Regions from separate parts of the Homo sapiens genome. Here region 1 is linked to region 2. Evidence: read pairs that join two places in POLR2A ChIA-PET (ENCODE). Cell type or tissue: OCI-LY7. All regions are shown on one strand. Links, peaks and the distances in the headings refer to the core of each region. The heading gives the core; the rest is flanking DNA.

Region 1 (16,192 bases), core at 4,233-12,232, 60 kb before region 2:
ATGTCTTCTTTGGGGAGGTATCTGTTGAGGTCCTTGGTCCCTTTTTTAATTGAGTTGTTTGTTTTCTTATTGTTAGGTCTTAAAAGTTCTTTGCATATTTTGGATAACAGTTCTTTATCAGATATTTTCTCCCAGTTCATAATTTGTCTTTTCATTCTCTTGAAAGTGTCCTTTGTAGAGCAGGGATTTTTCATTTTAATCATGCTCAGCTTATCAATTATTTCTTTCATAGATAGTGTCTTTGGTGTCATATGTAAAAAGCCATTGCCCACCCCAAAGTTATCTGGAATTTCTTCTATGTTATCTCCTAGGGATTTTATAGTTTTGTGTTTTACATTTAGGTCTGGGATCCAATTGAGTTAATTTTTAGGAAGTGTGTAAAGTCTGTGCCTAGACTGTTCCCTCCTCTCCCCTGCCCTCCCCTCCCCTTTCCTCGCCTCTTTCCTTTCCTTCTCTCATGTGCCCATCTATTACAGCACCATTTGCTGACAGAATTTTTTTTCTCCGTTATATTTTCTTTGCTTTTTTGTCAAAGATAAGTTGAATGCATTTACATGGGTCTATTTCTGGGCTCTCTATTCAGTTCCATTGACCTTTTCTTTTGCCAATACCACACTCTCTTGATTATTGTAACTTTATATAATAATAAGTCTTGAAGGCAGGTAGTACTAGTTATCCAACTCTGCTCTTCTCCTTCAATGCTGTGTTGGCTATTCTGGATTTTTTTTCCTTTCCATGTAAACTTTACAGTTTGTTTACATGTACAAATTAATGTGCTGGGATTTTCATTAAGATTGCATTGAACCTATACATCGAGTTGACAAGTATTGACATCTGGATGATATCAGCCTTCCTATTCATGAATATGAAATATCTCTCCATTTAATTAGTTCTTCTTGGACTTTTTTCATCAAATTTTTTAGTTTCTCATGTAGATTTTGTACATACTGTAATAGATTTATATCTAAGTATTTAACTTCGGGGGTGCTAATGTAAATATTATTGTGCTTTTAATTTCAAATTTCACTTATTCATTACTGGTATGTAGAAAACTGATTGACTTTTGTATATTAACTTTATATCCTGCAAACTTTCTATAATCACTTATCAGTTCCAAGAGAGTTTTGAATTAGTTTTTAATTTTCCAAATAAATAATCATGTCATCTGTAAACAGAGACAGTTTTATTTCTTCCTTCCCCATCTGCATATATTTTATTTCCTTTTCTTGTCTTATTGTATCAGCTAGAACTTCTAGTACGATATTGAAAAGGAGTGTGAGAGGAGACATCCTTGCCTTGTTGCTGGTCTTACTGAAAAAGCTTGAAGTTTCTTATAATTAAGTATAATGTTAGCTGTATGTTTTCTAAGTGTTTTTAATCAAGTTATGGAAGTTCCCCGTTATTCCTAGTTTGCTGAAATTTTTTTATCATCAGTAATAGATGTTAGATTTTGATAAATGCTTTTTCTGCATCTATTGATATAATCACATTTTTTTTCTTCTTTAGCCTATTGATACAATGGCTTACATTAACTGATTTTCAAATGTTTTACCAGGCTTGCATACCTGGAATAAATCCCACTTGGTAGTGGTTTATAATTTTTAAAATACATCTTTGGATTCTACTTGATAATATTATGTTGAGAATCTTTGCATTTATTTTCATGAGAGATATTGGTGTGTAGTTTTATTTTGATGTCTTTTTCTTTTTTGTTCTTATTAGGGCAATGTTGGCCTCATAGAATGGGTTAGAAAGTATTCCTTCTTCTTCTATCTTCTGAAGGAGATTGTAGATTGGTATAATTTCTCCTTTAAAGGTTTGGTAGAATTTACCAGTGAACCCATCTAGACCCAGTGGTCTCTGTTTTGAAAGATTATTAATTATTGATTTAATTTCTTTAATAGATATATGTCTATTCAGATAATCTATTTCTTTTCGTGTGAGTTTTGGCAGATTTTGTCTATCGAGGAATTGTTGCATTTCATCTAATAGGTTATCAAATTTGTGGGCATACAGTTGTTCATAATATTCTTTTATTTTCCTTTCAATGTCATGGAATCCATAGTGATAGTCTCTCTTTTCTTTCTCTTAATCTGTATCCTCTCTCTTTTTTTCTTAGTTAGCCTGGATAGAGGCTTATTAATTTTATTGATATTTTCAATAAACCAGGTTTTGGTCCTGTTGGCTTTCTCTATTAATTTTCTATTTATAATTTTATTAATTTCTGTTCTAAGTTTTAGCATTTCTTTTTTATGCTTACCTTGAATTTAATTTGCTCTTTTCTTTATAGTTTCCTAAGGTAAAAGCATAGAGTACTGATGTTAGATCGTTCTTCTTTTCTAGTATATACGTTTGATGCTATAACTTTCCCTCTAAGCACTATTTTCACTGCATCTCAGAAATTTTTAATGTTTTGTTTTCATTTTCATTCAGCTTAAAAATTTTAAAAATGTATCTTAAAATTTCTTCTTTGACTCATGTATTATTTATACATGTATTATTTAATCTCCAAGTATTTGGGGGGATTTTCCAGCTGTCTTTCTGGAAAAAAAAGAAATTTATTTCTAGTTTATTTCTCTTGTGGTCTGAGAGCAGACACTGTATAATTTCTATTATTTTAAATTTGTTAAAGTGTGTTTTATGGCTAAAAATTTGGTCTATCTTGGTAAATGTTTCATGTAAACTTGAGGAAAATGTGTAACTGGCTGTTGTGGGATGAAGAAGTCTATAGATGTAAGTTATATCCAGTTGATTAACATCCAGTTGTTGAATTCAGCTACGACCTTAGTAGTACTTTACCTGCTTGATCTATTCATTTTTAACAGAGTCATGTTGAAGTCTCTAAACGTAATAGCGAATTAATCTATTTCTCTTTGAAATCTATCAGTTTTTGACTCATGTATTTTCATGTTCTGTTGTTGGATGTATATTCATTAAGGATTGTTACATTATCTTACAGAATTAACCCCCTATATTACTATGCAATACCCCATTTATTCCTGATAATTTTACTTGTTATAAAATTGGCTGTGCCTCAAATTAATATGGCTACTGTCCCTTTCTTTTTATTAGTGTTAGCATGGTATATCTTTCTCAAATCCTTTACTTTTTTTTCCACATCAAGCAGGTATGATAGTATGCCAACATTGCAAAAAGGTTTGAGAGAAGTGCATCTCACACATGAGTGTCAAAAACCCAGTCATCACGCTTATGAACCCCAAAAGGATTAAATCTTTTACTTTTATTCTGTGTGTCTCGTGGGCAACATACACTTGGCTCTTGTTTTTTGATCCACTCTGGCATTCTCTTTTGATTGGTGCATCTAGACCAGTGATTATTCATATAGTTGGATTAATATCTACTATATTTGTTACTGTTTGCTATTTGCTATCCTTGTTTTTTGTTCCTATTTTTGTCTTCTACTCTTTCTGCCTTTTGCGGTTTTCAGTAAGCATTTTATATGATTATTTTTTCTCTATTTTTTTTTTTTTTTAATTTTTGAGACGGGATCTAGCTCTGTCACCCAGGATGGAGTGCAGTGGTATGATCTGGCTCACTGTAGCCTTGAACTTCTGGTTCAAACAATATTCTCACCTCAGCCTCCTGAGTAACTGGAACTACAAGTGTGCACCATCATGCTCAGCTAATTTTAAATTTTTTTTTGTTGAGACAGGGTTTTGCCAGGTTTGCCCAAGCTGGTCTCGAACTTCTGGGCTCAAGCAATCCACCCACCTAGGCCTCTGAAAGTGCTGGGACTACAGGCATGAGCCACCATGCTTGACCTTCTCTCCTTTTTTTAACATATCAGTTACACTTCTGTTTTCTCACCTTTTTAATGTCTGCCCTTGAGTTTGCAATATAAATTTACTACTAATTCAAATATATTTTCAAATAACACTACACTACTTTAAGGGCAATGTACTTACCTACAGTAATGAAATCATCCTCATTACCCCCCTCACCCCTGGTATCATTGCTGTCATTCATTTCACTTACACATAAACAAATATAATCATAAGCGTATATAAGTAAGAACATGTAATCAAATACATTGTTGCTCTTATTATTTTAAATAAATTGTTATGTTAACTCAATTAAGAATAAAAAAGTTATTTTATCTTCACATGTTCCTTCTTTGATGCTCTTCCTGTCTTCATGACTATTCAAGCTTCTGACATATATACTTTTATTTCTCTCTACAGAACTTCTTTTTAACATTTCTTGTAAGGCAGATTTACTAGCAAAAAATTTCCTCAATTCTTGTTTGTCTAAGAAAGTCTTATTTCTTCACTTTGAAAGATAATCTTATGAAATACAGAATTCTAAGATGTTGCTTTTTTTCTCTCAACACTTTAAATATATTTCACCCCACTGTCTTCTTGCTTGCATGATTTCTGAAGAGAAGTGGGATGTAATTTTCATCTTTGCTCCTTTATAGATAAAGCAGGGTTTCCCCCCTCTGGTTTCTATCAGGATTTTTTCTTTATCTTTGATTTTCTGTAGTTTGAATATGATATACCTAGGTGTGGGATTTTTTGTGTTTGTTGTTTTGTTTTGCATTTATCTTCTTCGCAGTTCTATGATCTTCCTGGATCTGTGGTTTGATGTCTGGCACTAATTTGGAAGAATTGTCAGTCATTATTGTTTCAAATACTTCTATTCTTGTCTCTCTTCTTTCTCCTTCTGGTATTTTCATTACACATATGTCACACCTTTTATAGTTGTCCCACACTCCATGGATATGCTGTTCTGTGTTTTAAGTAAAAGAGAGAGGATCTCTGCTTTTCAGTTTTGGAAGTTTCTGTCAAGGTAACTGCAAGCTCAGAGATTCTGTCCTCAACCATGTCCAGTTTACTAAATAAGCCCATCAAAGGCATTCTTCACTTCTGTTACAATGCTTTTGAACCATAGCATTTCTTTCCAATTTTTTCTTAAAATATCTATCTCTCTGCTCACATTGCCTATCCCTTCTTGCATGCTATCTACTTTATCCATTGGAGCCCTTAGCATATTAATTACAGTTGTTTTAAATTCCAAGTCTGGCCAACAGCAAACAGAGATTGAACAAGTAAAAACACAACAAAGAAAAGCCCAGCACCCGATGGCTTCACAGCGGAATCCTACCAACTTTTCTAAAAAATAGAGCTAGAGAGGATACTTTGAAACACATTTTATAAGGCTAACATCACCTTGATACCTAAGCCAGACAAAGGTGTCATAAGAAAACTACAGGCCAATTTCTCTGATGAATATTGGTGCAAATATCCTCAATGAAATATTAGTAAACCAAACCCAACAACACATCAAAAAGATTTTACATCATGACCAAGTAGTATTTATCTCTGGCATGCAAGGCCAGTTTAACATTGGCAAATTAATCAATATACTACATCACATTAAAAGAATGAATGATAAAAGACACATGATCATCTCAATTGATGTGGAAAAAGCATTCAGCAAAGTCTAATGTTCTTTTTTGATTAAAACTCTGAACAGTTTAGATATAGAAGAAAAGTTTCTCAACACGATAAAGGCCATTTATGAAAAACCTACAGCTCACATTATAATCAATGGGGAAAAAATGAAAGCCTTTTCACTAAGTCTGGTCCAAGACAAGGATGTTCACTCTCACTTTTATTCAACATAGTATTGGAAGTACTAGCAAGAACAATCAGACAAGAAAAATAAATAAAAGGTATTCGAATAAGAAAGAAAAAAGTAAAATTACCTCTACTGCAGATGACATAATCTTACATATATTAAAAACCCCAAAGATCCCATGAAAAACTGTTAGAACTAAAAAATAAATTCAGTAAAGTTGTAAGATACAAAATCAACATAAAAATGAGTAACATTTTTATATGCACATAATGACCTAACCAAAAGAGAAGTCAAGAAATAGTACCATTTATAATTGCATCAAAAAATACCTAGGAATAAGTTTAATAAAAAAGGTGAAAGAAATATACAATGAAAACTATAGAACACTGGTAAAATGAATTGAAAAAGACACACATAAATAAACGGAAAAATAACTTGTGTTCATAGATTGGAAGAGTCAATATTGTTAAAATGTCCATACTGCCCAAAGCAATATTCAGATTCAACAGAATCCCTATCAAATCCCAATGGCATTCTTCACAGGAATAGAAAAAATTTGTTTTAATGCTATGGAGCCATAAAAGACCCAGAATAGCCAAAATAATTTTGAGAAATAAAACGTTTGAGGCATCACATTTCTTGATTTTAAATTATATTACAAAGTTATGGTAATCAAAACAGTATGTTACTGGCATAGAAACAGACACATAGACCAATGGGACAGAATAGAGAGCCCAGAAGTAAATTTAAACATATATAGTCAACTCATTTTTGACAAGGGCACTAAGAAGACACAATTGAGAAAGAATATTCTCTTCAATAAATGGTGTTAGGGGACGGATGCAGTGGCTCAGGCCTGTAATCTCAGCACTTAGGGAGGTTTAAGCAGGAAGATTGCTTGAGGCCAGTAGTTTGAGACCAGGCTGGGCAATTAAGTGAGAGCCCATCTCTACAAAAATTTAAAAAAGTTTAGCTGGGCATGGTGGTGTGTTCCTGTAGTCTCAGCAACTTGGGAGGCTAAGACAGGAGGATCTCTTGAGCCCAGGAGTTTGTGGTTGCAGTGAGCTATGATCACACCACTGCACTCCAGCATGGGTGAGAGAGTGAGCCCTTGTCTCTAAATAAATAAATAAATAAAGCTGGGAATACTGGATTTTCACTTGCAAACGAATGGAACGGAACCATTCATTATCTGACACCATACACAAAAATTGCTGAAAATGGATAAAATATCTAAACATATGACCAAAAACTATAAAAGTCTTAGAAGAGAACATAGGGGAAAAGCTCCTGGACATTGGCCTTGGAAATGTCTTTTTTCTTTTTTGGATATCTCACTAAAACTCAGGCCAGAAAAGCAAAAATTCACCAGTTTTGAGGTACCAGTTTTTTTTTGTTTGTTTCCAACCAAAGTTTTTGCAAAATACAATACAAATCTATTTTTATATCATGTCACTATCAACTTGCTACAAACGTTTATAAATGCCTAATCTTAATTTCTAATCTCATTGGAAAGTGTAAGAACTAATATCCACTACAGTTGCTTACTGTAGAAACTGGCTTCCTAAACACATGTAGTATAGGCTTTATTTCCTCCCTGCCTCACTTTTCCACTTCCCTACTGGTATTTTCTAGGATCACCTCCCAAATAAACTACTTACTCTCAAATGCTTGCTTCCACTCTGTTTCTAGGAAAATCTAAACTGAAACATTAGAAAATCCAGCTGAAGTATCAAATATAACACTAACAGGAGTGGTTAGTACTGAGTCAATAAATAAATTAGAATGTTCTCTTTTACTCAATGAAAATGAAACTCATAAGCTCTAGTTGTTAAACCACTGACTACAATCTTTGAAGTTTAAAAAGAAAGAAACTAAAAACAAACGTCAGACCCATAATTTATTCCAAAGTAGGGGGAAACCTGATCTCAGGATCCTGATTATATGCTACTACCATCCATCTGGTGAAGGGTTGCCATTTTCTTTGTGAGTTATGTGATTTAATGATTTCTTTTATAATATCACAGTAGGCCATCAAAACAATAACTATTTTTTTCCTTTGGCTTAAATAGAGGCTTCTAATTGAACATGAAATGTTTCTACATCAGTTAACATAAACAGTCTCTTCCTTTTTGTCCTAAAATGCCCTTTCTTATCCTGGTGCTTAACTATAATCCTTCAATTTTTAAAAAAAGAATGAGCCTAAGCTCCAGAGTGCAAAAATATCATCTAGTTTAGCTTGGAGTTTTTAAAGGAAGTGTACCCCGGATGAGTTATTGGCATACTGAAATTCTTCTTTTTAGTTATAATGTATATTATATAGAGAAATTCAGAAAGATTTTAGCATCATGTAATGGGAAGTATATGACTTTTGAGTTTTAATCCTGACTGCTCTGGCTTGAATTCTGATTTTGTCAGTTACCAAATATGTGATGTGTAAGTTTCTGTAATGGATTTAATGATTCTAAGTATTTCCTAGGGCTGCTGAGATGTTAATGAAATTATGATCTATTTGAAAATATCTGGCACAATTGAAGAGATAAATCAAAAATTATTTTAATGTCGAGTTTTACGCTGATTTCAACAGTTGGGAAGAAGAACATAGAAAAGGAGAAATTATACTGAGGAGTAAAAGATAGTATTTCAGTAAAGATGAGAATGATTTAGTGCTGGTGTTGTTTATTATTGTTCTACCATACGAACCTTAACAGTCCCCCTTCCCTCTTCTTCTTCAACCAAAGGAACCTGCTCAGATGGAATGTGGTATATTAATCAGGAACCTCTCTGGCTTTCTTTGATTGTGCTCTGTGGAATAAAATGAAGCTCAAAAAATGAAAGAAAAAAATCAAAATAATGTCTCCTGCATATGAGGCCACAGGACACTCAATGTAGCCATATCATAAATCATCAACAGGAAATACCAGTGAAGATCTATATCTCTAGGACAGCTTGGCTTGTTAAAAATATCTAATGCCACCATTATAGCAACTCTTTAGTTCCTCTTTTCCTTTGTTCAGTGGTAATTGTCCTTCTGCCGAACAATTCATCTCTCCCAGAGTTGTCTCCTGACTAGGAAATGTGTACAACTGGCTCTGAGTTATGGATTCTCAGCCTGGAAAACCCTTCATTGCAGTTCAGCAGTGTTTAAAGTTAAAGTGAAGAGCAACCAAAAGCATAGAAGAAAATAAATGGCCCCTAGAAAAGTCGGTTGAATAAAAAAATGGATGTTGATGAAAATATTTTCACTTCCTCCTGTGTTTGATAAAGAATAAATAATGAAAGGACTAGTTTTAGAGAATACTCATAAAAATATGACAACAGTGATGAAAAGGCCATGAGCATGACAATTTTTTTTGTTTTAAAATGTTAATATCTTTTTTTATTATTATACTTCAAGTTCTAGGGTACATGTGCACAACGTGCAGGTTTGTTACATAGGTATACATGTGCCATGTTGGTGTGCTGCACCCATCAACTCATCATTTACATTAGGTATTTCTCCTAATGCAATCCCTCTCCTAGCCCCACACCACCCAACAGGCCCCGGTGTGTGGTGTTCCCCGCCCTGTGTCCAAGTGTTCTCATTGTTCAATTCCCACCTGTGAGTGAGAACAGAGCATGACAATTTTAAGAGCTCAAATGTAGTTTATCGCAGCCTTCTGCAATCATAAATAGGTCACAACGGAACCTTCATAATATAGTTTAAAGCCAATGAATTAACATGATTATGTTTTCAGTTTTACCAGCTAAAATCAGTGTCCTAAAAAACAATATACAAGCTACAAAAATGGTCAGTATTTGATACACCCACTAGGACTACTCATAGCTGGGAGGCTGTACTGAAACTTTAAATGTTTTAGTCCTTCTCAAGTTGGCAGTTAAATCTCCCACTGGAGATCTGTTTATGCACAAAAGAGATTAAGAGATTTAGCTCAGAATTTGAGGGGGAAAAACAGAACAAAATGCAAAGGCTCAGCCCAAAGGAATACTATGAGTGAATAAAAATAAAACAAGTAGCATTAATATTCTGATTTTCCTTCCTATACTACTTATGGATCCCTTAGAAATAGAATACACAAAGAAACATTCTGATAACAGGAAGAATTTGATGTTAGCTTACCAAAGGAAAAAAATTAAAAAGCAGAGAACAGGAAGCATTACACGAGGATTAGGGGCAGTAGGTATAATAAATATCTTCCCCGATGAGGTGTGCAATCAAGCCTTTTTCTCGATTTGTAACTACAAAAGCAAGATGGATTTTCTGACTCTCGTTCACAGCAGTTTGTGATACAAAGATAAAACTCAACTTTTCAGGGACTAGAACACGTGCAGTTTAACTAAAGCTACCACTTTGTCTTCCATAGGACCGAGGCAGCATCAATAGAAAGCAAAGCAATACTCTGTGGATCCGAAGCATTCAAGTTCTGTTTAAAATTCATATAGCAGCTCTTGAATTCTTGACCATTTAAGTGGTCCCATTCAAATTCTCTTTTCCTGTCTGGTTGAATCCACTTAAACTGATAGCCAGTGCAGTTAATCATCTCAAGTCAGTACCTGCACTCTTAAAGGGGCGTGACCCAACATGATTTAATGCTTCCTCTTGGCCTCATCTCTTCTTTCTTTAACGGTCACTCCTGGCCTGGTAGTTGGAAGTCCAGAGAGAATCCCTTCTGTCCCTTGAGGACAATAACAGCACTGAGCCTTGTTAACAGCAGCTTGCAATCAGTCACTCCCAGTCTGCTCTGGAATACTGGGGGACCAAATTCAACCAACCAAAAACTAGAAAGCCCTGCTTGGGTGGCAGGTGTGAAAGTTAGCTCTTCAATTTTGCTATTTGTATTAAATTCTCTTTAATACAAATGAAGAGTAACAAATGCATTAATTTCATGCCACAAGTTTGAATTTGCTTTCTGGTGCTGACAATGCAGCGGTTTCCAACACCATATACAATCTCTTATCTTACAGGCTATATTTTTTTAGCATATCTTAGATACAGTGTTTACACAGAGGTAAGACTTTAGAGAGGTTCAATTCATGCAGGTAGGAAACAAAGCCCATGCTTGAGCGGTTTGCTTTTTAACTCATAGTCCACAGTTATTCCTGGAGCCTCTGCTCAGTTCTCAGCTGAGATCTGCAAAGCTGTTGATGCTTTTGCCTGCCGGATGTGTCCTTTTTACTTCCAACAGGAATTCCTTGTTAACAGTCCTGGGAACATGAAGCCAGAACCCCATAGACCTTTTCTCTAGTTTCTTTTGTCACATACTGCTCTATAATTTGGAGAATCTGGTCATGTGCAGCACATTTAGCCAGGGCAGATGTTTCTTGCCAGAATTCCCAAGGTTAAGATTTAAGAAGGTTTGGTTCAGCCCCTTAACATTTATCTCCTCATATTTAGTCACTGAGTTTGGCAGAAACATCTTTTCCAAGTGTTCAAAGGAAAAATAAAGATACAGCTGAAAGCTCAATGCTTCCAATACTAATCATTCATTCATTTTACCTCTTGTAAACTTCTACACCCAAAGTGCTAAACTAGATACTCTGATAATTAAAATAAAGACACACCAATCTTTGTCATAGACAAGTGAAATAAATGATCGAGGGGATGACAATAGGGACAACAAACCATCCAACATGAAAAAAATGCCAAGACAGTAGAAGATTGTGGCTTCAAATGATTAAGAGTTAGAGAAAGACTGAGGTCTCTGCGACTTGTCAAGAGACACTTATGAGAAAAGGTGAGACTGCGAGTAGGGAGGATTTTTCAGTTGGTGGTGCTTAGAGAAAAGAATGAAGTCCTGGTGACCATTTAGAGTTTTGGACTTGGATAAATCTGGGTCAAGTTCTGGCTAAGCCATATCCTAGTTGTCATTTTAAATAAATTGCTCAACCTCCCTAAGCTTTAGTTTCTTAATCTGTAAAATGAAAAATCATAATATAAATTGTATAGTATTGGTATGAGAAACAAAAGAGATGAAGCATAAATGTTAGCCAGTGTTATATAAGTGCTAGTTAGCTAAAGATGCAGGAGCAGGGATGCATGAGACCTAAACAAAAGCCATTTGTCAGCCTGATGGGGTCAGAGACAACAATGCTGAGAGGTGATCTTGAAAATTTACGTCGAGGCCAGTTAAAAGTGAGCCTCAGATATCCAGCCAAGGAATTTATGTTTGGAGATAGGAACTCATGAGGAGTTACAATTATGTGGGAAATATGATAAAATAAATGTTTTTGAAGTCAGGCTAGAGGGATGAAAAATGGTAGCCAAACTTTTTGACACCTTACTCTGTGCCAGGCACTGTATTAAGTGCTATAAGTGCTATCTGATTTACAGAGGAAGATCAGAGAATGGCTGAATCATTACGGAAAGGTAAGGGGCAATGGGAGCAATATAGCAGTAAGGGGGTGAGAAGCTCAAGAGGCATGATGGCTATAGAGGAAGAGAGATGGAGAAATATGGTAGATACCTGGAATGGGGACAGATGAGAGAGAAGGGTCTTATGTGGCTGATACCCTAAAGCTAGAGAGCATGATTCCTTAATTGAAATGAAAGCAATAGAAAGCAGATGTTGTGCCTAAGAGAACCTCCTGCTGACTCTTCTTTTTTTTTCTGTCTTGGTTTAGTTCTTCAGCCTCCTCTACTCCAGCTTTTCACTTGTCTTTTTTTGTGTCATTCGAAAGGATTCAGTTGAGTCCCTTGCATTTTTTTTTTTTTTTTTTTGACAATGTGCATGTCCCAAGGCCCACTGCTTTCTTTTTTTCTTTCAGTTGTTGGTTTCCACCACTCATCCTCCAAAGTGATGTAATTGATCTTTTGATTCTGGAGTTTGCACTATATCTTCAGGTCCAAGTTTTACAAAGTACGTGTGAAAAACCCCCCAAAGGCAAAAATACCTCAGAATTCACGTAGGATCCACTGGGAAAACCATTAATATGATTTCTAACTTCCCAGAATAAGAATTAAAAACCGATAATACAGGTTAGAAAAAGAGTAAGAAAAAAATGTTTTTGAGCTGAGAAACGCTCTGGGCTTTTCATTCCACAAGAATCCTTTTATAGAAAAGTCATAAAGTAGTGAAAATAGAGGTTTGTTCCTGGTTACGTGGTAAGTGATAAGATGAGTCATAATTTTAATGAACATGTGGCACACCCATTAATTATCCTTGGATGTGAATGTGACCAGGTGGGTTTGCCATAGCTTGACGGTAGATAATTTCAATCACTGCTCTCCCGTCCTTGTAACTACAGTTCTCAAGAATCTAAATGACCCATACTAGATAAAATTCATTTCGTGTTTTAAAAAAACTTCACCTGCATATTTAAAACACTTAGATTTAAAGCCATACAGAGAAAATTACAGAGTACCGCTCAGTAAAATATGGGATTGAAGTATAGTAATGGAGAAAGTGGGGAGAAAAACAACTGGGAATTCAGAGCTACGGAAGTTAAAACTATCAGTGGAAACTCATGTTGTCATGGAAACCTGATGCAATTGAGGGGCCAAGAAAGCCACTGCTTAGCGATAGCACACGGAAAGGTTCAGATGCTATTCAGAACAACTGGAATTGTCTGGGCAGATGACTCTCCCAGAAATCAGTAATTGAGTTAGCGAGGCTCTAAAATTTACAAATAAGAGATCTGAATAATGAAAGTAAAGAAATGAGAATTTAGGTAGTCCCAACTAGGAAAAAAAATAAATACCTTGGCACATGTAGTACTAAGTGGAAAAGAAACAGGTGAAAAAACCCACCTAGGACCAGTGATAAAAAATTAAGGATAACACATAATTTATATGGAAAAGGGAAAATGGCAAAATCAGTAAGGAACATGCTGTCACTGTAGTATTAAATACACTACAGTGTGTAAATTATTAATATATTTATCTCCCCAAAAGACTGTGAGCTTCTTTAGAAAGGGACTGGACATGTTTATCTTTACAACCCGTGGGGCCAGCTTGGAGCACCCAACCAATATTTGGTGAATGGTAATAATCCTACTATTTATTTTAAAATGGACAGTGATACAGTCACAGTAGCAAGTATATAGCTTATTTCACCCAGTCCTCACCACATCACTGATACCATATCACCATTTTTCAGGGGAGGCAATTCGAATCTCAGAAAGGTTAAGTAACTTGTCAATGGTCACAGAGCTAGGAAAGAGCCAAATGGGGATTCAAACCCAGGTTTATTGACCTCAAAGCCCATGTTCTTTACAATATGCTCCAATGAATAAATAAAAAAGAAGACACTTAAAAAGTGAACTGGGGAAGTTAGGCTAATAGCTACAGTGCTGTCATCATTAGGTTTAGAATTGAAAGGGAACCTAAAGACTCTGTCGGACCCTTTATTTCATGGATGAGGAGACTGAATTTCAGGGAGGCAGGGCAGTTTGGTCTCTAAAGTCGCATTTTGTGTCTTAAACACGCCAGTTCTGCTTCCAAAGAATTGCTCCCTGAGTCGGGCTCAGATACACTCTTCTAGTCTTTATGTGAAGGACTAGAAATCACGGGTTTATGAGTGAGAAGAAAAATGAGAACACGTTGAAGCCGGCCTCATACAGTCAGTACAAAGCACATTATGGAGATCTGTGCAAACACAAGACTATTTTTTACTTCTAGCAGTCTAACTCCTCATGATGACAGCATGCTTCTTTGCTGTTTTTGCTTGCTTCAATTCACTTTTAAAACCAAAGCTGATCTTTTTCTATTAAACTCTCTGATTTCCTCCTGTTCATTTAAATAGAATTTCTCTAGAAGTAAGTGTCAAAAGTGTAGTGTGTTTTCCTGAATAAACAAAAGTAAAATAACTTTCAAAAATTTAAGGCAATCCACTTGTTTCTCCAGTGAAGAAAATGATGGTGCTTTTGTTCCATTGCTAGAGATGTAGGCGTCCCCTAAGAAACTTACCACTCTCCAGGGCTCTCTCATTTGTTGAGGGCTCATGAAGGTCACATTTATGAACTGATGCAGAGAGTAAAGGTGGCAGCTGACAAATCCTATCTTGGTCTCTCACTGTAACCTGCTCTCCACTACCTTCGGCATATTTTCCAACTAGAAAAAACCTATTTATAGAATTCTCCTCATGGGAAATAGAAGATTTTTAAGAAGAAAGCCTGTCCTTCAGGCTTATGGGCATCTAAATTTAATAGATTGATTAAGGTTCCATAACCTTGGGCTTTAGGGCATCCCACAGCCCTCTGCATTGCCCATGGCTAAATCAGCAGAACTGAATAACAGGATACTTACTGGGATTTTTGTGCTGATTGTTGGGGCTCTACTGTTGGTAGCTCCATTATTTACTCCCTTCCTTCACCCACTATGCTCTCCGGGGAGCTCTAAAGTCAGCTTCTAGGAGCAGAACCAGGAAGGACCCAAGAGTTTTTCCCAAAATAATGACACTAGCACTGAATAAAACTGACCTAATAGAGCTCTTTGGAGAGACAGTTTGAAAAATTTGTAAATTCCAGCCATTCCTAAAAAATGATCTTGCTACCATGCATTTCACAGCATACAACCCTCAGTGAAATGCCGTAAACCCCCATTATAAAACATCTTGCCATCGAAGGGGTTATGCCGCAGACGAGGCCACACAAGGCAATACTTGAAGTGACTTGGAGAATAAAGATTTTGGATGGATGAAAGCAGAGAAGGAGATGCTAAAAGTGAAATAGAGAAGCTCTCTAGGTAATTCCGTAAGCTCAAATATTTACTAAACATCAGCCATAGTCCAGGTACTGTGATATGTCTGGGCTTAGTGCCAACATACATAACACAGACTCTCCCTGGGGGTGCTCAGGGCTGAAAACTAGCTCTTTTTTCTCAAATGAATTTTTGATAATGAATAAAATAGCATATATTAAGTAACTCAGAAAGTTGATAACATAAAACTTTGTTTAACAAGTACAGTCATGGGAATCTGCTTTTCTCCCTATTTATAACTCCACTTCACAGTTTTTCAAATGATATCACTTTTTAAATATCACCTTGGATATTTAAAAAGGAATTTCTGAAGTCCCAACAAATTATTCCATTCTTAAGTTATGAGTTTTATGAGAAAAATATATACAGACATACTTCCTAGATAGAGTGGGTTCAGTTCCAGACCACTGAAATAATGTGAAAATCTCACAATACAGTGAGTCACACAAGTTTCTTTGGTTTCCTGGTGCATAAAAAAGTTATGTTTACACCATGCTGTAGTCTATTAAGTGTGCAATAGTGTTATGTCTTTAAAAACCATGTACACACATTAATTTCAAAATATTGCTAAAAAGTGCTAACAGTTATCTAAGCCTCCAGTGAGTCATAATCTTTTTGCTGTAGAGGGTCTTGCCTCTATGCTGATGGTCGTTGACTGATCAGGGTGGTGGTCGCCAAAGATTAGAGAGGCTGTGGAAATTTTTTAAAATAAGACAACAATGAAATTTGCTGCATCAGTTGATTTGTCCTTTCATGAAAGATTTTTCTATAGCATGTAATGTTGTTTGACAGCATTTTACCCAATTTTAATTCTCTATCAAAATTGGAATCAAACTCCTCAAACCCTGTCACTGTTTTATCAACTAAGTTTATGTAATATTCTAAATCCTTTGT
Region 2 (16,192 bases), core at 2,764-10,763:
CCTAACAGCTTCAAAGTAGAAACAACCCAATGTCCATCAATAGGAAAATGAATAAATGAATCATGCTATAATAATGTAATAGAATACTGCTCAGTAAATGAATGAACTTCTGATCCATTTAACAACTTGGATAAACATTAAAACTATTATAGTAAATTTTGAAATCAAGACATAAGAAGTATATACTATATGATTAAATTAAATTTCAGAAACAGAAAAAGAAAATCAACTGTGATAAAAGTCAGAATTTTGATTACCTGAATGGTGGGGAGTGATGGGTATTGACTGGAAAGGAGCATTAGGGAAGTTTCTGGAATGATGGAAATAGTCTATATCTTGATGAGGTTGGTGGTGACACAGATATATATTCATCAGGCTGTACAATTAAGATTTATGCATCTTACCCCATGTGTTATACCGCATTTAAAAAAAAAAAAAGCAAAAGGATTCTAGCTTGAAGATGCTTTTCCTTCAGTACTTTGAAAACTTTTCTTCTAACATCCATTGATGTTGCTAAGAAGTCTCGTGATGGTCTGATTCTCATTCTTTGAAGTCAACCAGTTTATCCTTTCTAGAAGCTTGAGGAATATTCTTTAAACTTCTTGTTTTTAAATTCCATGAAGATGTCTCTAGACAGGAATCTTTTTTATTCGTCTCATTTGCCCCTCAGTATCTCTTTGCATTTCAAATCCTTGTGCCTATCTTTATCTTTGGGATATTTTTTCTATTAGCTTTTAAAGAAATTTCCATCCTGCTATGGATTGAATTGTACCCACCTCCAAAAAAACATGTTGAAGTTTTAACTCCCAGTACCTGCAAATGTGACCTTATTTGGAAATAGAGTCTTTGCAGATGATCAAGTTAAGATGGATTATTAAGGTGGGTCCTAATCCAAAAACATTTTGTTCTTACTAAAGAAGGAAATGTTGACATAAAACAGACATGTAAACACAAAGAATGCCACAAGAAGATGAAGGCAGAGATGGGGTGATACTTCTGCAAGCCAAGGAACACCAAAGACTGCTGGAAAGCCAACAGAGCCAGGAGAGAGGCATAGAGCAATTCTTCCTCAGAGCCCTCAGAAGGAGCCAACCCTACTGACATCTTGACCTCTGACTTCCAGCAACCCCAGAACGGTGAGACGATAAATTTTTACTGTTTAAGCCACTCAGATTGTGGTACTTTGTTATGCCAGCCCTAGCACACACTTCTTTTCATTAAGACCTGTTGTTCTTAAACCCTTCCTAGTCAGAAGATAAATATTTTTGAATTAAGCCTCTATGCTTCATATTTATTTCATTTTTATGTTCTCTTCCTATTTTTCTCTATGTTTTGTAGATCCTCTGCATTTATAGCAATTATACTTCATACAATTTTTAGGCATGCCAACTGGTTCTTTGTCCCTATTTCACAGCGATTTGATTCTATTTTATGGATATAATAGCTTCTCGAATCTTGTTGAGGGTACCAAAGGATTTCTTTAAAAGTCCTCTTCTATTTTCTGAATTATGTCTATTTTCTCTGATAACTGTGGTCCTTTTCTTTCATAGTATTTGTTTTCCACATGTGTTTGATCCTCCCTGGATGAGTCATATTAGTGATGAGTGTGTCTGCTTCCTCCTCTGTTCAGTAGGAAATTTTTATTTTTCCTCAGTAGTCCCCTCCTTGGCAGGGGAGTCAACCTGTAAGATCTGTGTAGGAGGGTCAGACAGTTTGAAAGATCAGCTTTATGGGCAGTGGGCTATAGGTTGAATGCCAGAAAGAGGAATGTCTTCTTCTGAGGGGTCAAAAGAGTTTCAAAAGAGGGCATGGCTTTTCCTGGATTATCTCTAGAGAAGGATCCTGGAATCAATGGCCAGGCTGCATGAAACTCTGCCTGGGTCAGGGAGCAAACAAGGCTGCTGGGCACAGCCCTTTATTCCATGCTCCCCTTTTGACCTCTTCTGTTCAGTCCTCTTTTATCATTCCTGTGGTTCCACACACTTAGCCCCTCCAGGCAGGTGGATGCCTTTCCCCATTCCAGACCCTCACAGCACATCCTGTGCTTTTCCGCTCTATTTCATTTGTCTCCATGCCTCCAACCACATTTCATCTTCTGGAAATCTCTTGCAGTCTCTCATCTACTGCAGTTTCCCTTCTTATTCTCTTTCCACTCTTGAAAAAGCTTGTATTATCATTTTAATATATCCTCTAGAGGGAAGGAGTTGATTGTGTTCAGTCTATCTTGAACTGAAATGTACGTTATTCCTTTTTTCAAAGGTAAATTAATCTATTTAGAACAACCTGATAAGATGCTAAATATGATTTAGGATATTACCCAATAGAACTCATTAATGCAGCACTGTCTCTTTATTGCAGATGATTCCCAAATCTCTACTTCCTCTATCTTTCCATCTTCCCATGTATCTGCTGGTCATTTCCACATCTATGTATACTTTTTCCCTCATGTGCCCTAATCCAAGCCCCTTCTCTACTGCCTGGGTCCCTCAAAAACCCCTTTTCCTGGCATGGCAGCTCCCTCTGTTTTTCTACTGGTTCTCCCCACACCCACAAAGACTGTATACTTCCTTTATAGTTAAGGATTCCTCTAATCCTCTCAGTTCTTGCTTTCTATTTTATTCTGTTTTGAGTGAACTCTCTGATTTAACTCAGCTTGTGCTCAGAAAATAGAGGTGACTAAATATAGTAACCTGCATATTGACTGCCTTCCTGCCAGGAGAAGGGCAAAGGAATCACCTCTCTACACCAGCAATATTTTTTCCCTTTACACAGATGTGCTGCTATACCTTAGCTGAACAGGAAACTTGTGCTGATTAAACATTTAAAGAAAAGGAAATATATTTGTCATGGGGAATAATTTAAACATATCTTTTTAAGGGTCGAATGCAAAATGCATATATTCTTAGAGCTAAAATGAGTTTCAAGTCCAGTAGATCAATTCCAATCTTTCCTGCTCTGGAGCCATTCTGCTAAAGTCCCAACCCCATCTCATTTCATTCCTTTCTTTATGTAAATATGGCACTACAAGAGCATGTAATATCGAATCATCACCATAGATAAAGACAGAATCTTCTGACAACTGAAACATATGTGGGTAGACATCATCCACACAACCCCTCAAATGCCATTGTGCCTGTGTGGTTTTAGTGCTTTTCTTATGTTTGCAATATCAGCTGTAACTAGAAACATAAAATTGCTATCAGACTGAACTCATGATAAACCTAGCTCAAGAATTTAACTTCTTTATGCTTTAGGTCATACTCATATATCTACTGATACACGATCGTACAATTTACACACAGACACTTGGAAAACGCAACTTGCTCTTACATTGTAACCTGTGGACCTCTTGGGTAGGAATAAACTGACTAGAGAACAAATCCGAAGTCTGTTAGGGAGGAGGAAGCAGAGAGAGGGGTGGTGATGGAAGGAAGGGAGGTATTTATATTCAGTGAAGTTTTGATGTTAAACAGAAAAGCAATCACAGATGGTGTCTGATTACAGTTGGATTACTGCCAACAACTCACAGGTAGATACCGCAGGAAAAATGAAATGTGACACCCATGAGAACATCATTCTCAAACTCCAGTGCCCTTCAAAGACTCAGGATTATGCCGTTTCACTGTTGCTGATTGATATACATGTAATTCTTTTTAAGAAACCTCACATACCAAATTTGAATGTATTGAATAGTTACGCTAACTAGAACATATTTCTTCACAGGAGAAGCCCCCATTTCACAAAGTGATTTTACAAAATAGTACATTTCTTTAGAAATTTAAATTCTAATATATTTACAAAATTAATTTTTCATGCAGCCTTCAGTTCATTCGATCACTCCTAAATGTTGGATGATGACTGCCAAGTCATGTTTAAAAAACACATCAATTTATGTAGAGCAAGACTAATATATAAATCAGGACAAGCCAAGATCCTGATTTAACATGGTGTCTTTTTGTTTCCACCTACAAAGGTGACAATAATTCAATTTTTGCCCCTCAATCAGTAGGGGCTGCTACTTGGCAACTGATACCTAGGTTTATTGATGACATCTTAGATTGCATCTTGATGGTCTGTGATTCTCTACCTTTAAAATGTCTTCACAAGTAACTCAAAATGGAAAGCCAAATACCATACTTTCTCAGTTATAAGTGGGAGCTAAGCTATGGGTACACAAAAGCATATAGAGTGGTATAATGGACACTGGAGACTCAGAAGGATGAAGAGGGTGGGATGAAAGTGAGAGATAAAAAAGTATATATTGGGTACAATGTCTGCTACTTGGGTGATGAGTGCACTAAAATCTCAGACTTCCCCACTTGACAATTCACTAATGTATCCAAAAACCATTTGTACCCCAAAAGTTATAGAAAGAAAAAAATAAGATAAAATGTCTTCACAAATCCCTGACAATCCACTGAAAATCAGAAATATCTAATTAACCAGCTGTTTCTCCATTGTTCATCAATGCAGTGAAGTCAGCTGGTTTCTGCTGGAATACGATGGACTTAAACTAAATATCATCAAGGAGAAGGGTGTTGGATTTTTTAGACAGTAAAAAGGAAGGTCATTTACTGCAAAAGAGAAATTCAGAGTCCTGAGATGCACCCTCAATTTCGTCAGGGTCATGTTTAAGCCAAAAGAACAATGACAAACCACCTTTCATGTCTGTGGAAAGAAAACCAGACTGTTACTATGAGTAGGGGATAATTAACATTAATTCATATAGACTATTCTATCCTAAAGAGCACAGGACTAGAGATTGAGATCCAGGGCCAGACTACCTGGGTATAAATCCTACATCTGCATTACCTTCTTATAAGCAGGGTATGTGTTTTGAAGCAGTTACTTAACCTTGCTGTGTCTCAGTTTCTTTGTCTTTAGTGGGGATAAAAATTATGCCTTTGTCATATGGTCATTTTTGGATTAAATGAGTTAAGACAAAGTGCTTGGGAAAGTGTCTGGTATAACAAGAACAACTTAAGTGCTTGCTGTCGTCATTATGACAAATACCTGCTCTATGCCAGGTGCTTTACATTAATGATCCAAATCAGTCCCTCCAGGTGGATAGTAGATATTATTAACTCTATTTTGCTTGATGTGAAAAAGGATTTCACCAGCCTGGGCAACATGGTAAAACCCTGTTTCTACAAAAAAAATACAAAAATTAGCCGGGCAGCACGGTGGCATGTGCCTGTAGTCCCAGGTACTCAAAAGGCTGAGGTGGGAGGATCACTTGAGACTGGGAGGTCAAGGCTGCAGTGAGCCTGAGTGACAGAGTGAGACCCTGTCTCAAAAAAAAAAAAAAAAAAAAGAAAAAAAGAAAAGAAAAGAAAACAGAAGGAAAATGGATTTCAGAGGCGATTTCAAGTCTTTCTAATTCCAACCCGTCTCTCATCCCAAGCAGCTAACTAGCTAACTGGCTGATTTTCTCACTTCTCAACTAGTTTTCCTAGCGTTCTATGAGAAAGTCCTGGTCAGACTTGGACAGCCACCCCAAAGATGCTCCATCTGCTCCCATCACCCTTACAGGGGAAGCAGCTAGTGCTGTCACCCAGAGCAGGGCAGCCAGCTCTGCAGGGAAGCCAGGGGACAGATGGAATGATTAGAGAGCCCTGGTCCCAACAACTTTCTCTTCCCTATTATCAGAGAGGCTTCCCGCAGTGGTTTCCAATCAGGGGTGTGATTTTCTTTTTCTTTCCCTTTCAAAATGCTTTAATTTTTTCATACCATATTTAATATTTCATTGTTTCATGTGGATGAAAGGAGAAAAGCTTGTTCTGAAAAATATATAACTCCTCTTTCAACAGAAGAGATCCATCCCAGAGCAGTGTGTTCACAGCCAGTGCTGCCAACTTCAAAAATAAATGGTTCTGATATCTTCAGAAACCACATTTTCATATTTGTTCTCTGAAGAGTGGAGAGTACTTTTTAATAAAGCTCTAGTTGTGATAAATGGTTGGCTCAAAAATAGCAGGCAAAGGCTCAGCCAGTGCAGTGGCCTAGGAGCCATCACAGTGAGTAATTTGCCTATATAAACAGGAGCACCAAGGAAGTCTTTTGTAAGACTCAACTCTTTTTGGCTGGGTGACTTCATTTTCCGTTATGATCTGATCTCACCGAAGGTGATTTGCTTGCAATTCAGACTGGCTGACTCTGGTACAAACATACCCGATCTAACCTCAAATCTAAATCAGAAGAGCAGATATTCATCTTCCCCATCGTATTACAGTATTTTTAAAACACAGTGTCAACCTAGCTTGCACATATTTATTTGTAACAAGGCTTAGGGCTTGGAAAACCTTTTTGTTTAATTTCTTACACACAGTGATTGGATATAAATTAATTTTTATGACAGAAGTATACATGTTTAAAATCAAAAGCAATCTCTTGCTGCAATAAATGGGGCCTCCAGATGTTATCTCAAGCAAAGAAGAGCTAGGAGAAGTTAAGTTGGCTATATAGAAAAAAAAATGACAAATGTCTTCATCTTACCTCTCTGAGCTCCTCAGACCTTCAATCCAGCTCTCCACCATAGGTGACTGGAGGCAGCTGGTCTCACAAAAGGCTCTGAGGTAAGTACTAATCATTGACCTAAGTGCTGCTTGAGCCTTCTGAATCACAGGTGAAGTCCTTTAGAATACTGCTTCATGTAGGGGAGAAGAAGTGTCTTTATAGACTGACAATTGATTAAGGAAAAAAGGCCATGTGACCAAGCTAGAGAATGCCTGATAACAGGTGCTATTTGGGCAGACAGCAAGAGAGAAGGTGTAAGGGTGTTGCCTTTCCTTTTACAGGCACTGTTGAGAGAGTGCTGAGTTCTTTTCCAGCTAGAGGACCTGATGTACAGAAGAATACGGAAGAAGAGGCCTAGTCCACTCCTCTCCACTCCTCCTGCCCCCTACACATTAATTAGTTAGAACTCTGTGCCTTGGGGATCAAATCTCATTAGCTTGCAAAATGTAGAAGATCATTCTCAGTCCCTAGCTCTAAAGAAGGAGGATGTGGTGGATGTTTTCTTTCTGCTTTCTAGATGCACTCTCTGCCTTCTTCTCTCTGCCTTGTATCCTGGGAGATGAAACTGTTATGAATTGTATCAGTGGGCTCCCTTGCCCTCTGGCTTCCAATTGGGCTCAGTTAATGGGAAGCATCAGCAAGAGACAAAGGAAGACAGAAGATAAGTGAGATTGAGGTATTGATTCCCTGAGCCCTTCCCTGTGGGGTCACTGCAGGTTGGCTCCCTCCTTCAACCCACAGCACAGCTCCTGTTTGATCCATCTTCCGGGGATAGGGATCAGCCTTAGAAAGGACACTTTCTGACCCTCCCACTGTGACCAGACAGGAGGAAGCAAAGTTACATGTGATGTAGTTGTGGGTAGGAGTGTCAGAAAATTGAGAGAGCTCACATGATAGCATCCTTTCATCCCACTAAAGAAGGAGGCAGATGCATTCTTGATACACAGGAGAAGGAGATAGTAGAGGTGAGGGTTGAAGGATATGGGAAAAATTGGAGAGTTGACACAGGCATAGTATGATTGAAGGCATCTTTAAAGACTGTATAAAATTAGAAAACATTTTGTATAGTGTCAAGCTCCATGTGTAGCCCTCAGAGCCATGGAAGTGGGAGCAGAAGTGGCAAACATTCAGAGAATTGTAAAGTTAGGAGTTCACCAGGCAGAGGAGCTGGGAAAAAAAGACACTGAGGACTTGAAGACTTTAGCAAGAGAGTGACCCCAAAAATTTGCCTCAGGGTCATGATGGGAAAGAAGATGATGTGGAGATGACACTTGAAGGAACAAGCGAGTGGAGATCACAAAGAGACTGAAGAGCAGATGTGGTGAGAATAACAGAGAGAAGGGGACGAATATGGAACTGTGACTAGGAAGCGTGAGGTTTGGATGGAGGGAAGTAGTTCCCCAGGAGCACAAATTCTAGGGTATGATCACAGAAATGGAGTGGAAGTCATTAGAGTTCAAAAGGTCAAAATTGGAAAGTGTTTTTCATCCAGAATGATAACAGATCAGAATGACTGATGCCTAATCTTCAGTAGCTTGGAACGAATGAAGGGTAGGTGGTTGATGACAATGAGGGTAGAAGATGGATGATATGAACTTCAAAGGAACTTGTTTTGGGGCGTAAGCAGGTGGGGTAATGGTCTAAAAGCAATACCAGGGAACGGGAGTGTGCCCACTCTACCCCCTGACTCTAAAGTACGTGGAGATTGGTCAGCTGCCTCTCAATAAAGCTTCCAGGAAAGCAGCACTCAGGGGAGGACCAGGTTTCAGCATAGACAGGAGATGAAAGAAACATTTAATGATGAGGTCAAGGAAGTGGAAAAAGCCATTTGTCACAGATCAAGCATGCAATGGAATAAATTAGGATAAGGAAATTAGAGAGAAGTTGAGTTGAAAGAGAGATGGCCAGAGCAGCATACTTTTTAGCTAGTGGCCTTAATAGAGATGTAAGGAATGATGGATTTGGTTAGCCTTGTGTGATCCACATGGACTCAGTACAGCAGTATCCTGGAAGAAGGCCAGGGGAAAGCAACACACCCAGTTCTCTCTGGGAGAAGTTAGATCAGACTACAGGATCGATTGATCATGGAGGAATTTCTCATCCAGTGAGCAGGCTTGGTGAGGATTAATTAATCTGTTGAATACTTACTACAGTGGTTCTCAAACTTTTTAGTCACAGAACCCCCTTTATAGTCTTAAAAATTATGGAGGCTTCCAAAGAGTTCTTGTTTGTCTGGAATATATCTATTTATATTTACCATATTAGAAATTAAAAGTAAAAAAGGTTTAAAATATTGATTTATTGTGTTATTATAAAATAGTAACAAACCCATTTCCCATTAACATAACTATCATTTTGTAATAAAAATTAACTTTTTGAAAATATTTGTTTCAATGGGAAACTATGCATTGTTTAGAGGACATTCCTTCTGGGTTACCAATGTCTAGTCTTTCTTTTCTTTGAGCTGTTTTATAACTGTAAACTGTAGCTGGCTATTAGACATGCAAATTTTGTCTGATAAAGACTAGATTGGAAAACCCTCTTTGCCCCTATTTACAATTTATTTTAATCTACCTTTACTCCATATAAATTTCAGTTTAGCTTCTTATTTGAACTGTTTGTAATATCTGCCTAATTCCCTCATTGATTAATGAGTTGAATAAAGTCATTAGCCCATGTTTATTTTTACATCTGTATGAGAGTCATGATTTTACTTTTCTTTTGAAAATTACTTTCTAACAAATTGTATTTTCTAAAACAAAAAAGTTAATGAGAAGAGTGGAGTTGTTTTGTACTTTTGCAAATCTTTTTAATGTCTGGCATAAAAGAAGACAGCTGGTTTCTCATATCTGCTGCTACAGTCAATCTGCTGTAGATATGTTGTTTTAGTTGAAGTATATGAAGAAAATCTGGCCTCTCACAGATATGTATTTGGAAAAGGGAGTAGAATTTTAATAGCCTTTTCAGATAACTGTGGATATTCTTCTTTAATACTGCATCAAAACTTGCCAAGTTGTAATTTTTTTACAGGTTAGTTGCAATGTCAAATCTGAAACCATTTTGATGAATTTTAACTGGATCATCTTCCACTCTGAAAGGATCTGTTACCCGTGCATGATTTTCTAACATCATGCATTGGTCACTTGGAAAGTATTGGTTCACTGAGTTATGCATATCTTCCAAATGTTGGCACATTTCATTATATAATAGAAAAAAACATCACATTGTTAACATCACCATCAATTTCGTTTTAAAAGGCCTTAAACATTAGGACTCTGTCAAACTTACAGGTGGATGTGTTTCTAAAATGCCAATTTCCACTTGAAAGCTTGAATTTTATCACTGGCGACAAACACAGTGAGTTGTTTTCCTTGAAGGGACAGGCTCTCTCACTCATTCTTAAGAAATATTTGCCAAATATTTAAGTCTAAATAACCATTGTTTGCTTATCAGTCATTCAAGTAAAAATGGCATTTCACAAAAAGTGGCTGGTCTAGGTTACAACTCAAACAAGTGCCTTTCCTCAAGATAACCACCATACTTCAATATGCAGCAGAATTATTTGATGTGTACTTCTCATTTTGCTACAGACTATTAAAAAGACTTACACTCAAGGCTTGAGATTTAAAATTAATAATGTTTACTGTTTCACCAAGGATACTCTAAAGTGAAACTGACATTTTCTTTTACAGTGAGTGGGTGGCAATGAAAAATCCAACTACTACTAGCTTGATTGATAATTGCGTTGATTGATTATAAGGTGCCAAGTTTTATCCAGTATTGCTTTTGCATCATCAGTGCAAATTTCAATATGGTGAAAAGATTAATAATGTTTTGATACTATTATGAAAGTACTTTTGTGTTTGCAGACCCCTTAAGAGGGTCTTAAGGACTTCCCCAGGGTCCACAAACAACTTTGAAAATGATGGTCTTCCCAGAATCTCTTGCATATCTCCTTTACTAGAGGAACTCGTACCTCTGAAGTGACTTCTTGGCTGGTGTGTGAGCTGCTCTAGGATGAGTTCATCTCTCTTTCTCTGGGGCTAGGCATAAGTAAGTTACCACTGAAAGTTTGTTAGAAGAAGTTCACCAGAGTGGGGCTGAAAAGACAGAGGGATCAACTCCACCCAAGGAATCAGAAAAGGTTTAAATAAGATGACATTAAAGTGAATTTTGAAGGGAGAAAAGGAGTTTGACTGGTGAAAATGGCAGAGAAGAGCATTGTGGTTAGAAGGAACATAATACATTCATGAGACTTTTGCCATATTTCGTTGATTTGCCAGATGAAGATACCCATTATGCTGATGGACATGTAAGCCTTGTATTGTGATACACATTTAGGTTAGAGAGAGATTTGAGAACCATCAAAATATTGGCATTAGTTAGAATCATGGCAGTGGATGTGATCCCATAGGAAAAGTATGTAGAGTGAGGGACAGTGAGGGTAGGGTGATGGAAATCTTTCAAAAATCTCTTCTTTAAAGGTGGACAGAGGAAAATATAACAGCAAAGGAATCTTTTGAAAAAGACCAGTCAGAAATTGGGTTTGGGATTCTGCAGAGAGTAGAATCCTGGAATCAAAGGAGGAAAGAGTTTAAGGAAGAAAATGGTGTTGCAAAGTGTCAAGAAGCTTATGGACATCAATATGAAAACTGCCTATTAAGAGTTGGTAATGATGAAATGATTGGCAGCCTTTGCTTGAACAGCTTAATGTAAGCAGCGAGGTCGGTCAGAAACCACATTACATGAAGTGAAGAGTGTGTTCAAGGATGATAAGGGGGGTGGGAGGAAAGACTGTTAATGGCCCTTAAGAAACTTGGCTATAAAGAGAAGGTCATAGTAGAAGAAGAATATAGTTTTAGAGGAGTTTTTTCTTTTTTAATGTAGGAAATATGTGTATATTTATAACCTATGGGACATGATCTATAATAAAGAAGACAATGAAATTAAAGAAAAGAGGAACTAATAACGAATGGGTTTTGAAGGAAGAGAGAGGATAGCCTCCAAAACATAGTAAAAAGGCCGGGCACTGTGGCTCATGCCCGTAATCCTAGGACTTTGGGAGGCTGAGGCAAGCAGATCACTTGAGGCCAGGTGTTCGAGACCAGCCTGGCCAATATGGTGAAACCCTTTCTCTACTAAAAATGTGAAAATTAGCCATGTGTGGTGGCACACGCCTGCAACCCCAGTTACTCAGGAGGCTGAGGCAGGAGAATCACTTGAACCCAGGAGGCAGTTTGCCATGAGCCAAGATCATACCACTGCACTCCACCCTGGGCGACAGAGCAAGACTCCATCTCAAAAAAAAAAATAGCAAAATAAAACCAACCAAAATGCTAGGAAGTGATACCTCTTCTCTGAGACTGGGGACAAACACAGAAACAGTAAGTTTACATATGTAGAGCAAGAGAGTTGAATATTTTCACATCTAGTAACCTCTGTTCTCTTTATAAAATAGAAAGCAAGTTGTCTCTTTGCAGTGAGGTTAGTGGAACACAGGAAGTGTCTTAACCTGGATTGCTAAGAATTCCTCCTCACCCACCCTCACACACACACACACAATGAAGTAATAGAAAATTAGTGCTTTATCATGTGTGTTTGAGGGTGAGAGAGGAGGAATTCCCACAATTCCAAGAAAGCAGAAGAGAGAAAAAAGGGAAGCAAGACAGGGAATCATGTCCAAGAATAGTCCAAGAACAAGGATGAGAAGGCACGTTACTGAGATAGTTGTGTTTGCTATCAAGTATAACTGATTATGTGACATCAGAGGTCCATCTGCAGAAGGCTGTATGAAATATCGCAGGACCATCCTGGAAGGGAGTGAGAATGAAAAGGAAATCATTTTTCTAGCAGCTCCTATCTCCATTGGTTAATGGTTTGTCCCAGAGAGTGTCCACTCCCCCGCACTACTAGTTTGCTAACACCTCAGTGCCTAGCAGGTTCCCAGGGAAGCCCCAGGGTGGGAGGTGAGCTACTGAGTCCATGAGAAGATGGTGGGTGAAACTAAGAGCAGATGGTTGCAGTGGTGGCTGGGGCAAAGCTGGGGACCCACGACAGAGGGCAAGCCAAGAGGTACTGGCATGATGTGTAAGAGGTGCCTGAAACAAGAAGTTAACTAGAAAATAATAGTGAAGACTTCAAAAGTCAACTGCCCATTCTAAAAACGAGCAGCACTGATGCACATTAGATTACATACATTCATATTGGCAATAATTTGAAAGACTAGGTTATTTTCTCCAGCATTATCAAGTAGTCCAGATATAAGAATGATGAAATTATATTGTAGGGTTTAGAGTGGAGATTTCTTGGATAGGATTAGTAGAAGGTAATAGGAGATGATGTTGCAAGTGAGAAATGAAATGACCCTTCATAAAAATTTGAAGAAGATGAAGAAGGAATCATGTCCAAGAGTAGTTCAATAATGTCAGAGGAATGGACTGGAAGTCCTAACATACTTGAAATCTGGTTTAGTGGGATTGAAAGGATATGAAATTTAGGTTATGGAACAGCACAGTGGAATTTACTATTTTGGAAGTAAAATTCACTTTGGTGAATTGACAAGAGCCATTCTTGAATTATAGGGATGAATTCATAAAGTAGAATCAGAATGAAAATCCCTGACTTTAAATCAAGGATGTTGGATATTAACCACATGGAAGTTTCTCAGGATGATAGTAAGAGATGAGGAAGGGAAGTGAAGCATGATGCCAGAATTATCAGGGAATGTAGGAAATTGAACTTGAGGCTGGTAGATCCAGTGACAAGAAGGTAACATTCACTAATTCTATTGTCTAGCAGTGCTGAGTATCAACAGCATGCAGGGCACCACACTAGGTGGTGGGAACATGGATGAGTGGAGAGTCCTCATAATCCCATAGGGAGACAAACAGGAAAACCAATACTGTACTACAATAAGTTGTGTGTTTTAATGAAGTTACGTACATCATGCTAGGGAAGTCATAGTAGCTGAATCTTGAACCTGAGTCTTGAAGATTAACTGAGAGTTTTGCAGATGAAGAAAGAAGGAAAGAGAATTCAAAGCAGAGGGAAAGACATACTCAATGCCACTGAGAAGCAGATTCAGCAGAAAGAGACCAATAATTATTGATGAATGTGATTATTTTGACAACTTAAAAAATATAATGATTATGTGTTGACTGTTTAGAAATTTGTCCAATTTTAAAATTTTTGTTGGACTGTACACATCTACATATCAATATGTAATTTAATTATAAAAGTAATTCACACACTCCATCTGTTTATTTTCTTGGCATTCACATGTTTTCGCTCTCTGGAGCTCTGAAGAAGGATTACAGAAGTCAGTTCCAGGTCATCCATCTGGTCTCAAACCCCAAAGGGTGTGATAGGAGATAACAGGTCTCTTCAGGACAAGGACTGGGTGCTCTGATCTGGGATCAATAAATTACAAATGTCCACTCTGGAGTACTGAAGATGAGCATAAGAAAGTTGTAAATGAAAATCAGGGTATTATCTTTAGAATTGTCTGCTTATTTTAAATGGTATACACTGGTCATTTCCCCTTTCTTTTACTACTTTTGGAGGAAGATTAACTCATTGTATTTTTATGGCATTGGTAGCACTTCCAGTTTTTAGAGAAGCAACAAAAAGGGGAAATGGCCTCATAAACTGTCATTACGACACGTACAAGCCCTTTAAAATGGTCCTGTGAATAAGTGATCAAATACTGAGGACCTTGAGATGTTTCCCTGCCTATAATGCTCACTAGCTGATGTGCTACCAATATCATTCTCTTACATTCAGTTTTAGATCAAACAGTGAAGAGAGCACAGGATAGTGATGAAGTCCAGCAGGCTTGGGTTAAGGGTTAAAGTCATGAGCTAGGTACTGGCTGCAGGACTAAGCTAAGAACTGGCTACAGGCAGGTCTTTGTCATCCCAGAAATTCAGTTTCCTCATCTGTAAATTAGACCTAGGCTTAGCTTTGATGGGGTGGATCCGAGCTCCCCGAGATCAAAAGCCTCAGTCAGCAGGAGTGCCCTTACAGAGCTTTGACGCATGCTTGTGGAGTGCTTCCTGGAGCTATAGCTGGTCCTCTATGGACCTTCCCAACTGTCCCCTGTCTATGGTGTCCCTGATCCTGGGTCCTCCTGCTTAGCTGCCACATGACCTACCTGTGTTCCTCCATCTCCTCCACCTAAGAGGCTTCAGAGCCTTCATCAGATTCCCAAAGGGACCTGTGATCCAGAAAGGGTGGGGAAAACACTCACCATGCTGGCTCCTCCACAAAGACACAACCCGTTTCCAACTGCAAAGCATGGGGATAGGCAGGTGAGAAAGAAATCTTTTCTATCAGTGAAGTTAGAAAGTACAAGTTGAGGAGTGTTGTTCATTACATTTCACCATGTACAAAAGCAAATGTACTATTTTCAAGAAGGTTGTAGAGCTGTTTTCTTACTAAATCACACTCTGTCTCTCAGTAAATTTTTCTGAACTTAAGCAAAGCCCTGGCAATAATATTTTGTAATCCAGAAGAAAATCCAAAATATATTCACACACTAGATCTCATATCATTGGTTTTAAGGATATGATTGCTGAAGGATTCAATCTCTCATCGCAGAGACGTAAAGGAAAATTAAATGATTCATGGAATTCTCTCCAGGGACACATGTTTCAAATATTTCTCAGTAATATTTCACTTCAGGTAAGTAACTTACATTCTTTACACCTCAGCTTTCTTATCTATGAAATAAAAAGTTTGGATCAGAAGAGTGCTTTTCAAAATACGGCTATGAAACTCTCTGAGCAGAATCATCAAAAATTTCTATTTTAATTGCAAATTTTCCAGATGAACCTCAAAAACATCATACTAAGGGAGAAAAGTTAAACACAAAAGGCTGTATGTATACTGCAAGATTACATTTATATGAAATTCCCCAAACAGCAAAATTACGGGGCTGGAAATCAAACAGGTGATTGCCTGGGGGTTATAAGCGGGGGAGGGAAAGGAGATGGATTGTAAAGGGGCATGAAAAGCTTTGTAGGGTGATGCAACTGTTTCATATCTTGATTGTGATGGAGATTTCATGGCTGCATACAATTATCAAAATTTGCAAAGCTGTACACCTCAAGGGAGTGAATTTTGCTGTATTTAAGTTATAAGGCAGCCAAAACTTGGCAAATTCCTGGGCCTTATCAGAATCTGAATTTTTAACAAGCTCCCTCAATGGATGTTTTATTCACTAAAATTTGGGAATTACTGAATTTAATAATGTATTCATCTCTTACAAATTTAGAATTCCATAAAACTCCACATTGGGTGACAGTGGCAGTGTTACTTGATGTCAAAGATAGATGACAAAGGATATTTTTAGCTGTTATGCAGACTATGAAATATATGGAAAACTAAGAACTCTAGAAGTTAAAAAAAATTCTTTTTAAGGTTGGGGAACTTCTATCAACGGAACAGATTTAGAAGAAGATTAGGAAGAAGGACTTAGCGTGGGGGATAGGAGAACTTCTGGGGCTGGTTGTGTTACCTAGTCCATGCCTGGACAGAGTTCCTTTGCCTCTGGCTACATGTACTCATTCTTGAAATTCAGAAGAATGCAGGTTTGGAGAGCAAGATGAGCCAAAAACAGTTAATAGTATTTTTTTTTTCTTTCTGTCCCTACAAGCATCATTCTCATTCCTGTTAG

The links. ChIA-PET counts read pairs that join two places held together with the same protein. Peaks named below come from ENCODE experiments on the same cell type or tissue, not always from the same donor. Only the 100,000 strongest peaks of a DNase experiment are listed, where the experiment ranks them.
Region 1: POLR2A ChIA-PET joins it to region 2 with 10 read pairs; 2 of 35 experiments call an interaction of 5 or more read pairs at or near these places.

Annotation. Positions count from the first base shown.
Region 1 is chr9:75,663,942-75,680,133 of GRCh38, reverse strand. It overlaps the pseudogene LOC124902351. Among named protein-coding and RNA genes, the nearest start is that of PCSK5, 220 kb to the left of the region's middle. In OCI-LY7, for the core only: no CTCF peak of the experiment used is centred there; a DNase peak (open chromatin) is centred at 8,593; H3K4me3 peaks cover 717 bases; H3K27ac peaks cover 1,014 bases.
Region 2 is chr9:75,602,780-75,618,971 of GRCh38, reverse strand. No RefSeq gene overlaps it. Among named protein-coding and RNA genes, the nearest start is that of PCSK5, 280 kb to the left of the region's middle. In OCI-LY7, for the core only: no CTCF peak of the experiment used is centred there; DNase peaks (open chromatin) are centred at 3,511 and 6,071; H3K4me3 peaks cover 2,626 bases; H3K27ac peaks cover 5,465 bases.